Regions from separate parts of the Homo sapiens genome. Here region 2 is linked to region 1. A link is a loop called in an ENCODE intact Hi-C map of the cell type or tissue named here. Cell type or tissue: endothelial cell of umbilical vein. All regions are shown on one strand.

The links. Peaks named below come from ENCODE experiments on the same cell type or tissue, not always from the same donor. Only the 100,000 strongest peaks of a DNase experiment are listed, where the experiment ranks them.
Region 2: a loop joins it to region 1, with 1.8 times the contacts of the local background. A loop is called at or near these places in 1 of 110 quality-filtered maps.

What each region holds. Positions count from the first base shown.
Region 1 is chr15:99,341,091-99,346,090 of GRCh38, forward strand. All of the region lies in intron 6 of LRRC28 (leucine rich repeat containing 28), which reads left to right. Among named protein-coding and RNA genes, the nearest start is that of LINC02244, 59 kb to the right of the region's middle. In endothelial cell of umbilical vein, a CTCF peak has its summit at 2,935; DNase peaks (open chromatin) are centred at 3,021 and 3,111; H3K27ac peaks cover 920 bases.
Region 2 is chr15:99,484,039-99,489,038 of GRCh38, forward strand. It overlaps LOC107984790 (a long non-coding RNA gene), which reads left to right and starts at 2,680. Exons shown (of 3, transcript XR_001751711.2): 1 at 2,680-2,831. RefSeq lists a silencer at 2,591-2,640. In endothelial cell of umbilical vein, no CTCF peak of the experiment used is centred here; a DNase peak (open chromatin) is centred at 2,563; H3K4me3 peaks cover 782 bases.

The sequences.
Region 1 (5,000 bases):
TTTTTTTTTTTTTTTTTTGAGATGGAGTCTCGCTCTGTCACCCAGGCTGGAGTGCAGTGGCGTGATCTGGGCTCACTACAACCTCCACCTCCCGGGTTCAAGTGATTCTCCTGCCTCAGCCTCCCGAGTAGCTGGGATTATAGGCGCACACTGCCATGGATGGCTAATTTTTGTATTTTTAATAGAGATGGGGATTTCACCGTGTTGGCCAGGCTGGTCTCGAACTCCTGACCTCAGCTGATCCACCTGGCTCAGCCTCCCAAAGTGCTGGGATTACAGGCGTGAGCCACCGCGCCCGGCCTGTTCTGCTGTCTTCTGACAGTGCTTTGTTTTTCTTTCATTGCATAAGGGTTTTGCTCTTGTGTTAGGTTTTCCTAGGAAGCTAACAGGATTATTTCATGTGGCTTCTGCAGCACCTGCCAGATGTTGACTTACTATGCTAATGTATGAAGAGAAAAGTGCACCTAGATTAGGTGAGCTTTAAATGAACAAATTTGTATTTTTCTCTAAGTTTTGGAGTAGGATTTAGGGGGTGGGACATGATTAATGTGAAGAAAGTGAGCCCTGTTCTCCCAAATATCAATTAAGAGAAAAAGAAATGTTCATTCTTAGGGCACAATGTGAAGTTTAGAAAAATAGCAGTATGAGGGCTAGCACCATGAGCAGAATGTTTACCAGGAGAGTTTTTTGTTGTTCTCGTTCTAGAACTCACAGCTTTTTAAATAGTGACAAAAATGTGCAGTACTAGTGAAGTCTGGAAGATGTTATGAATTGACTTAAAAGCAAGAATCTGGAGTCTCCATCAGTCATAGCTTTCAGTAAAGTTCTTAAGTTCCAAACAAACCAGAAAAACAGGAACATAGTGCAGCTGAGCAAGCAGTTCAAGGCACAATGCAGTGAAGACATTTTGCTCTTCATACAAGCAGCCATGGCAGTGTTGTATTTTCCAAGTCCATACTGGACAGTCAGCCTGTTTCCTTCTCTAGGATCTTCTCTGAAGGAATTCTTGGTATTTCTGCCATAAATCTGTAAATTAGAACTAGCCTACCAGTTTTCTAGACCTTTAAAGCAAGCAAAGAGAAACTTTTTTCCTCACTTATCTCTTTGGCAATGTCTGCTTCAAGACCCCACTCTGATACTACACCTGGATGCCTTGGGCAAGAACCAGCTCTCTCACCCTTAGCCCCCGGGGAATCCTGCTAGGTAGTACCACTCCCTGGCCTGCATGGGAGTGCCCTGCTTGTATCAGAATGATGTGTTGGGGGAGGCTGTCTAACTTCCGTCATGGTGAAACAGGCAGATGCGCCTTTCAATCCCAGCTCTACCACTTGATAGCTGTGGAATCTTGGACTTCGGAAGGTTATTGAAGTCTCAGTAAAAGGGTAATATTAGCACCTACTTCATAGCACGATTGTGAGAATAAGATCCATAAAACACATATCACTTACAAATACCACATAAGTATACAGTCAATATGAACTGTTTTACTCTGTAACTAGACTGTAAGGAAGTGTAGGAACTGTGTGTCTTCATGTTTGGACCCCAAGCATTGAGCACAGTGCCCAGCCCATTCCTTGTGATCTTTTTGTTACCTGAACTGTGCAAGAGAAATAGAGATTCTGCAGCATGAATATTTAAACCCACAGCAAAGGAAGCCTGCAGTCATTCAAATTCATTAAAATCTATTTATTTTAATTTAACAGTTGATGATCTACCATGTGTAAAGTTATCTTATTAAATTATAATTCACTGTGAAGTCTTATTTTGTAAAAGGTGAATAGAAAGACAGTGACTTTGTAAGAGAGTTAATGGAGTCTGTGTGTTTGTGTGTATTTAAAGAAGCTAGCACTTAAAAATTTATTACTCTGAGAAAGTGGTTGAAGGGTTCTCTTTGTAAAAAGCATCATGTAGGTAATTTAAATTCATTTTAAGAATTATTTTGGAATACACTGTAAATTATTCTGAATTTATTACTAAGAAGCCCACATTTTATAGTATTTAAAGCATTGTAATTATGACTAATAATATCTCTGATTTATTGAACTATGATAATTGGTTTAACATTGATAGAGCATTCCAAATAATTTATTTTGATTGATTGCTTTGATGTTGTTGTTTCTTTTGCCCCATCATTTTGTTGATGAGAATATACCATTCACCTTTTGATAAAATAAATGAATTTCATACTGGTCAGCATGAAGTAAACACAGATCCTGTTCTGTCCTCTCCTGTGCTGTCATTCCATGCTTGCTTTTACAGTATGGTTAAAAGGGCAGTAGCCTGAATACACAGGAGCTTTTTGTTCCATTTTCAGCCATGTGGACTGTGTATGCCAGAGCCTTGAGGTTATAAGCAAACAAACAAACAGAATTGGAGCTTGTGCAGGACTCCTAGATTTTGCTAATTTCTAAGTCAGAAACTTTGATCTGTGAGTTTGGAAGAAAAAAAGGAAATATTTTGGACACAATACAGTACTTTAAAAAGCCACATGAAAAAGTTCTTTGTGGCTGTAGCATCTGTACGACGGACAGCTTCCTTGCGTTATAGATTTTACATACTGAGCAATTTTGCACAGGAACTTTAAAAATATTATTGCGTGATGTATCTATTGTAAGGTATCGGTGCATTAATAGTAATTAAAGGAAGAAAACAAACCGCCCCAGTGGTTAGTACACGAGTGATCTCTTCCAAAGTTAATTATTGAGTGAAGGGTTTTTTATCTTAAGAATATAAGAAACATCTCAAAGCCTTTTCATGAAGTACACGTTCGTATTTCAGCCTCATAATGATTACGAATGCCATTCCATTGTGCTTGGGGGTTTTTGCCAGCCGACTGCCTTCTGGCCAGGTTCACGCTCTCAAGAGGCCATCACAGCATCGCCTTTACAGCCTGTGACCTTGCCCGGCGCTGCGGTGTCCTGGCCTCCCCACCAGGCTGTGCTGTGCCAACTAAAACAGCAGAGCTGCCTGGTTCTCTTCATCATCCTGCTGGTTCTCTTCATCATCCCACACTGTTTTGTGATCTCCTCTTTGTATTCAGAAGCAAGAGGTAAAAGACTAAGATGTATCGAGTACCAATTATTTTGCCAGGAATAAAGCTGGGCACTATATACGTTGTTTAATCTTCATAACAGGTCTGTGAGAAAGGTACTCTTATCCCCTTGTTGCACTGGAGGAAGCAGGCTCAGAACATTTCATTTCCCTTCATGTCAGGAAGCAGTTAGTAAGTGAGGAAGCAGGATTCAGACTCAGTTCTGACTCCATCACCCACTGCATTGTCTAATTTCAGTACTGCCACTCCCCACTCTATATCAGATTGTGTATTTGGAAAGTTTAAGTGTCTGTATTACATACTCATGTCCATGAGGCATTATGCTGGCTAATGTATAATACATCTGAACAGAGCAGATACTGATTTTCTTTCAGCTTTAACATAAAATAGTCTATTTCATGGTGGGCATATATAAAAAACTACCTTCCTCAGAATAGCCAGGAGGTGCAAACTGAATTATGTGGAATATTGAAAAGCTAAGACAAGATCTGAACCTAATAGCATTTTTAAATTATCAACTCATTTTTTCCTATAAAATTAACATAGGGAAAGAAGACTAAACTATGTAAGAAGTAGCAAGTGTCAGCTCTTATTTAACTGTATTGTATGATCTTTGCATGTCACCTCATTTAATTTGCATAAGCTCTTTTTGCAGTATAGAGAAAAGAGGTGCTTCCTCTGTCATGTCCCATTTTGTGCCCTTGGTTTGAGGGGATGAATCATTGTCTCTAGAGGCCGCTGCCTCCAACTCTTCTCTGTGCAATTAAAGTATAGAAAAGTGTTACTACCATTTGCTGCATGCCAAAGAGAATTCTCTCTTAACTGGCCTTCTTCTACTGTAGGCCGTACTTCCAAATATGTCACTTACTAATAATGAGAACAGTAACTGCCATATATTGGAGAAGGTTATGTGCCAAGAATGCTATTTGATAATTTGTAAACCTTGTTAGCAATTCTCACTAAACCTGAGGACAGCTTTATTTTCCCCATTATACAGATGAGGAAACTAAGCCGCACATTTAGTAAATAGAACAAGGATTCAAACCCCAGTTGTCGGACTCCAAGACTGTGCTCCTGCTCTCTTAACTAGTATGCCACACCCCTTACCATTGCATATACCCAGGTAAAGAGTATTTTCTGCTTTCTGTGAGCCCCCTAGGGGCTCTGAAAGACAAATCTGAGACCAGAGATCATTTGCATTTTATCAACGCAGTTTTATTTTGAAAAAATATTCCAAAGTGTTCTATGTACCTTTGAAGTCTTCTATTTGTGGCTATAGGACTTGTTGAGCACCTTTTCATCTACCTGTTGGCCTTTCATATATGTTCTTTGGAAAAATGTCTGTTTAGATGCTTTGCCCATATTTCAATCGATTGTTTTTCTTCTATTGAGTTGTAAGAGTTCTTTATGTATACCAGAGAAGTAGTGAAGAAATTTAAAATAGGAAATCTTAGTGCCTTGTTGAGGCCTTTTTTATGCAAGTGGATTCTGGTATTTATAGTTTTCCCATCTATATTTTATAAATGTATTGCCTTTTATACCAATAGATATGTCCATGCATGTTTACTTAAGTTAACAGTATGCAATATTTTGGTAATTCTCTAGGCTGATGCTTAAAAAACATATTGTATGGTGATTTAAATATCACAATTTTTTTAAACATTCAGTGACCTTGCAACCGATAAGATTGAGGGACCAGGTACTGTTACACCATTTAACATATGAGCAAACAGAAGCTCTGCTCACATGCCTTGTAAGTGAATAGTCAGACACATGAGTCCTCTTATCCCCACAGTGTGCAAATTATTCTCTTCAGTGACTTACTTCTAGGTTAACGCCTCTCTTTTTATTTTTTTTTTAGCAGGGTCTCGCTCTGTTGCCCAGGCTGGAGTGCAGTGGTGTAGTCATGGCTCACTGCAGCCTTGAAGTACTGGGCTCAAGTGATCCT
Region 2 (5,000 bases), 140 kb after region 1:
AGCCTGCTTTCCTGCAAGGTAACAATTGCCTGTTGTTCAAGAGCAGCTGCCCACTGCCCCCCGGCCCCATGAAGGCTGAGGGCTGTCTAGTCCGGGGGTCCCTGCAGGCATTTTGGATTGGCTTCCATACCTGCCTCTCAGCTGAGGCCAGCTGAGCACACACAAAAGTAGACTCTGAAGATGGCCCGAGTTCCAGCCTCACCTCTGCCACGTATGAGTCATGTGACGTTGGACAAATCCCTCATCCTCATGGGGCCCTAACTTTCTCATTTGTAATGGGGGGTAATAGCAGTATTTACCTCAAGAAATAAGAGCTGTGAAGATTAAATTAATTAGAACAGTGCCTGGCACACAAGAATCACTAAAATAAGCTTAGCTCTCATTGCTTGACGTTTCCATAAACACTCAAGTGTCTGTCTAGAATGGCACCATAATTCCTGCCTCACGGGCCACAGAGTGTCTCTAGGGGCACAGATGAGCCCAGCTACCTGGGGGGTCCTTGCTGGGTGAGGGAGGGTCTCTGTGGTCCACCCTAGGCCTTGGAAGTGGATTTCCGTAGCTGCAGCACTGGGGCACACACGCAAGGGTATAGATTTGAACTCAAGAAATGGAAAGAGGCCAGGCGCAGTGGCTCATGCTTGTAATCCCTGCACTTTGGGAGGCCAAGGCTGGTGGATCATTTGAGGTCAGGGGTTTGAGACCAACCTGGCCAAAATGGTGAAACCCCGTCTCTACTAAAAATAAAAATAAAATTAAAAAATAAAAAAAAATTTAGCCAGGTGTGGTGACAGGCACCTGTAGTCTCAGCTACTGGGGAGGCTGAGGCAGGAGAACTACTTAAGCCCAGGAGGCAGAGGTTGCAGTGAGACAAGATAGCGCCACCGCACTCCAGCCTAGGTGACACAGTGAGACTCTGTCTCAAAAAAAAAAAAAGAAAGAAAAGAAAAAGAAAAAAGAAATGGAATGAATATTTATTCTTTGTCCTCACTTTTCAAAGAGTTAAAAGATGAAGCTAACTAAAGTAGAGATGTTGGCTGACATTCATACTCAAAGCCTCGTAAGAAGGGCCCAGGGCTTCCCTAATGACATACTTTAATGGCGTGAGGATTTTTTAAATGGACCCCAAAATAAGGCAAAAATAAACACAAAAAAGCCTCCAGCAGGGAGGCACGAAGCCTGAAAGGCAAATGGCATCCCTTCCTGCCCTCCTCAGCTCACGAGGCAGCTTCTTCCTGCCTTCTGAGTACAGGCGACTGACCTGCACACAGAGCACCTGGAGCCTTCTGACCTTCATGAAAGACTCTTGTGTCTGACCACCCCTCATCCTGGGAATATCCCACAGCCTCTAGGGGCTGCCTGCATCCCTGGGGACTCAGAGTGTCCATGGTGGACCTGAGGCCACAGCTGAGATTGTTGGTGGGGACATTCCTAGGGAGGGGTCTGTGCAGTGTGGGTGGCACATTAAGCAGGCAGCCAGAGGAGCACAAGGGTCGTGAAAAGAAAGGGGTGTTTTGGGGGCAGGAACAAATCTCCCCACCCTAGAGAGACGGAGCCCAGCCTGCGTTTGAACTGCATGCACTGTCTCCTCTGTATTTTACAGGAAAAGGCCATCCGTCAAGATTCAGCTGAATGAGTTCTTCCGATTCAGCCTCTTGTTCCTCCAGCTGTGCCAGCTTCTGCTTTGCAGGTCTTGCCAGGGTGAGAGGGTGTGAGTGTAGATCTACCAGCGCCCCAAAGACCTTGGAGCATGTTCTATAGGCTCCAAAGCCACCTCTGAGCAGGAATGGAGGGGAAGGCTGGGACCCTGAGGTGAGAGGAAGCAGTTAAGTCAACAAGCAAGATAAAAGGTGGAGCGGGGGCAGGGGTGGAAGACCAGAGAGGAAGGAAGTGCTGGGAGGAGAGGTGCCGTTTTTGTCCTTGCCATTTCAAGGATGGCAGGGAAGAGAAGGAGAAGAGAAGAGAAGAAGTTTTGCAGAGACTATGACGGGTGCCACGTCTAAGATCTTTAGGGGAAATGCCAGTGAAGAGTGGAATCCATTTCCGATTGCTGAACTGTGCTATGATATTTTGAATCCAGCACTGCCCCAGGCCTGAGCTGCAGGAGCCCACAGCTTCTATGGGACTACCGAGGGCTGGGGTGGAGTGAGGGGTGAGGGCAGAGACACTCCATGAAAAAGGGATCTGTCCAGCAAGGACCGATGAGATGGAGAGACTCAAAATAACCAAGCCTGGTCCTGCCTTCAAGGAGCTCACGTCTGGCAGAGGCGAGAGAAATGTTGGAGAAACAGATGTGAATCCCACAGATTCCCCGAGCGTGCAAATCCCTGGCACCACCCAGTCAGCCCCTTGCAGTTTCCCCAGGCGGGCAGCAGACACGCAGCCCACGTCTCTGAGGGCTGGCTGCGTGAGTGAACTGCCTTGAGGTCGCCTGGGCTCCCACGGACCCCGCCTTCGCCCTCTGTCCTCTTTGTGTGTTTCGTGACAGGAGGGACGTGCGACGTCCACATATTTTTCCTGGAGCAGGAGAGGGGTGGAGTCGGGGGAGGAAGGAGGTGGGGGCGGGAGAAGCAGGGGGCGGTACCCAGTGGTCTAAGCAGCCTGGGGGGCGGGTGGCTTGCCAGGGCGCTGGGCATGGCTGTCGGCAGGGACTGCAACATGTGCGTGTGGCACCCTGCCCAGGGGAGAAATCCGAAACAGCTTTCTACACGGAGCTGCTGCTCCTGCGTGCGGGCCCCACCCAGCTCAGAGCCAAACAGCTTAGGGAGCCAAGGGATGCCTTGAACCTTGCAGGGGACAGGAAGGAATCTCTCGGGCCAGGGTATTTGTAGCAGGTATAAAATTTATAATTAATATTCAGATGCTCAGAAATGTTAACTTTATTTTCTACCATTGAACTCCATTTGTTGGAGAGCCCCATTTCTGTTCAGTAGTGGAAAAATACAAACCTCGTCCATCCTGGAGAACGCAGTCACATCGAGTTTGCCGTTTAGTCCATTCCGGGGGTGAATTCAGTCTCTGGGAAGGGCTCAGTCTTCCCAGGAGGCATGTGAGAGCTTGGGAGCTCCATGTACAATCTTAGGAGGGGGCTGGGCCCTCTGGCTGGCAGGAAGTAAGCACCCTCCATTCTGGGATCCCCTAACCTGCTGGGGTCCCCATCCTTCCTCCTCCGGTGACAGAGGAGGGCGCTCACTCAGGCCTCAATTCTTTTACTCCACCCTCTCTCTTCATGCTCTTCTTCCAGCCCAGGAAAATGGGATGTACTGCATTCCTGTGTGGCAGGAAATTGCCCACATATTCTATCCTGCTCCTTTCCCATTCTAGAGCTGAAAAGCAAAACTCTCCACTCTTCTGCAGAACATGAAATAGTCTAATTCACAGCAGCAGAAAGGGGAATGAATGGCAGGGGCCAGGGGCAGGGGAGAGGGAAAAGGGGAGTGAGTGCTGAGTGGGGACAGAGTTTCAGTTTGGGAGATGAAGAAGTTCTAGAGATGGATGGTGGTGATGGTTGCACAACAATGTGAATATATGTAATGCCCTTGAATTGTACACTTACAAAATGGCTTGCGCCTGTCGTCTGGGCTACCCAGGTGGCTAAAGTGGGAGGATCTCTTGAGGCGTGGAGTCGGAGGCTGCAGTGAGCTATGATCAGACCTGTGAATAGTCACTAGACGCCAGTGGAGTTCAGTGTCTCTGGGAGAAACATAGCGAGACCCTGTCTTTAAAAAATAAATAAATAAATAAAATAAACATAAAAAATAATTAAAAAAAAATTTTTTTTAATTAAAAAAAAAATGGGGGTGGTTGCTCACGCCTGTAATCCCAGCACTTTGGGAGGCCGAGGTGGACGGATCGCCTGAGGTCAGTAGTTCAAGACCAGCCTGGCTAACACAGTGAAACCCCATGTCTACTAAAAATACAAAAAATTACCCGGGCGTGGTGGCGGGCGCCTGTAATCCCAGCTACTTGGGAAGCTGAGCCAGGAGAATTGCTTGAACCAGGGAGGAGGAGGTTGCAGTGAGCAAGAGTCAAAAAAAAAGGTTGAAATGATACATTTTATGTTATGTGTATTTTACTACAAAAAAACAAAGCTCATGTCCAGTCTCTTCGGCTTTGGTGCCTGATAGGTTAAAGAATGCTTCTGGAATTTACAAGACTTCTTCCTCTCAAGTACTTGGCTCTTAGAATTGAAAGACTCACTCTTGTTTCTGAAATGGGTTTCAGGAGCTTATCCGGGATGTCAAGAAGGAATGTTGTCACTTTCTCTTTGTAATCCAGCTATAATAATCTCAATCCTCCCCTAGCAAAACTGGGGGGAAGGTCACTGACAAGGAAGCATGAAAAAAAGAAAAATAATTAATTAGTCTTAAGTGTTATCTCCTATTTTCAACAACCATGCATTAGAAGTGCTGGATTTGTCAAGAGATTGGAGTTTCATCTGTTTCTAGGACTGCTTGAGGTATCGAAGTTTACATTTAAGGGTCTCATTGTGATTAGTTTTAAGAATACAGAGAGACAGCCATAAAAAAGGAATGAAATAATGGCCTTCACAGCAACCTGGATGGAATTGGAGACCATTATCCTAAGTGAAGTAACTCAGGACGTTCTCACTCCTAAGTGGGAGCTAAGCTATGAGGATGCAAAGGTATAAGAATGGCACAATGGACTTTGGGGACTCGGGTGAAAGGGTGGGAGGGGGTGAGGGATAAAAGGCTACATATTGGGTACAGTGTGCACTGCTCAGGTGATGGCTGCACCCAAATCTCAGAAATCACCGCTGAAGAACTTACTCATGTGACCAAACACCATCTGTTCCCCAAAAACCTATTGAAATTACATAAATAAATAAATAAATAGGTACTTGGAGGCAACAAAAAGAATACAGAGAGGGGTAAGGGGTCTGGTGGGCAAAGTGGCGGCAAATCTATTCATTTATGTACTTACAGCACCTCAGCAAGGCACCTGCTATCTTCTAGTGTGTATTTATTCCCTTCTGCTGCTGT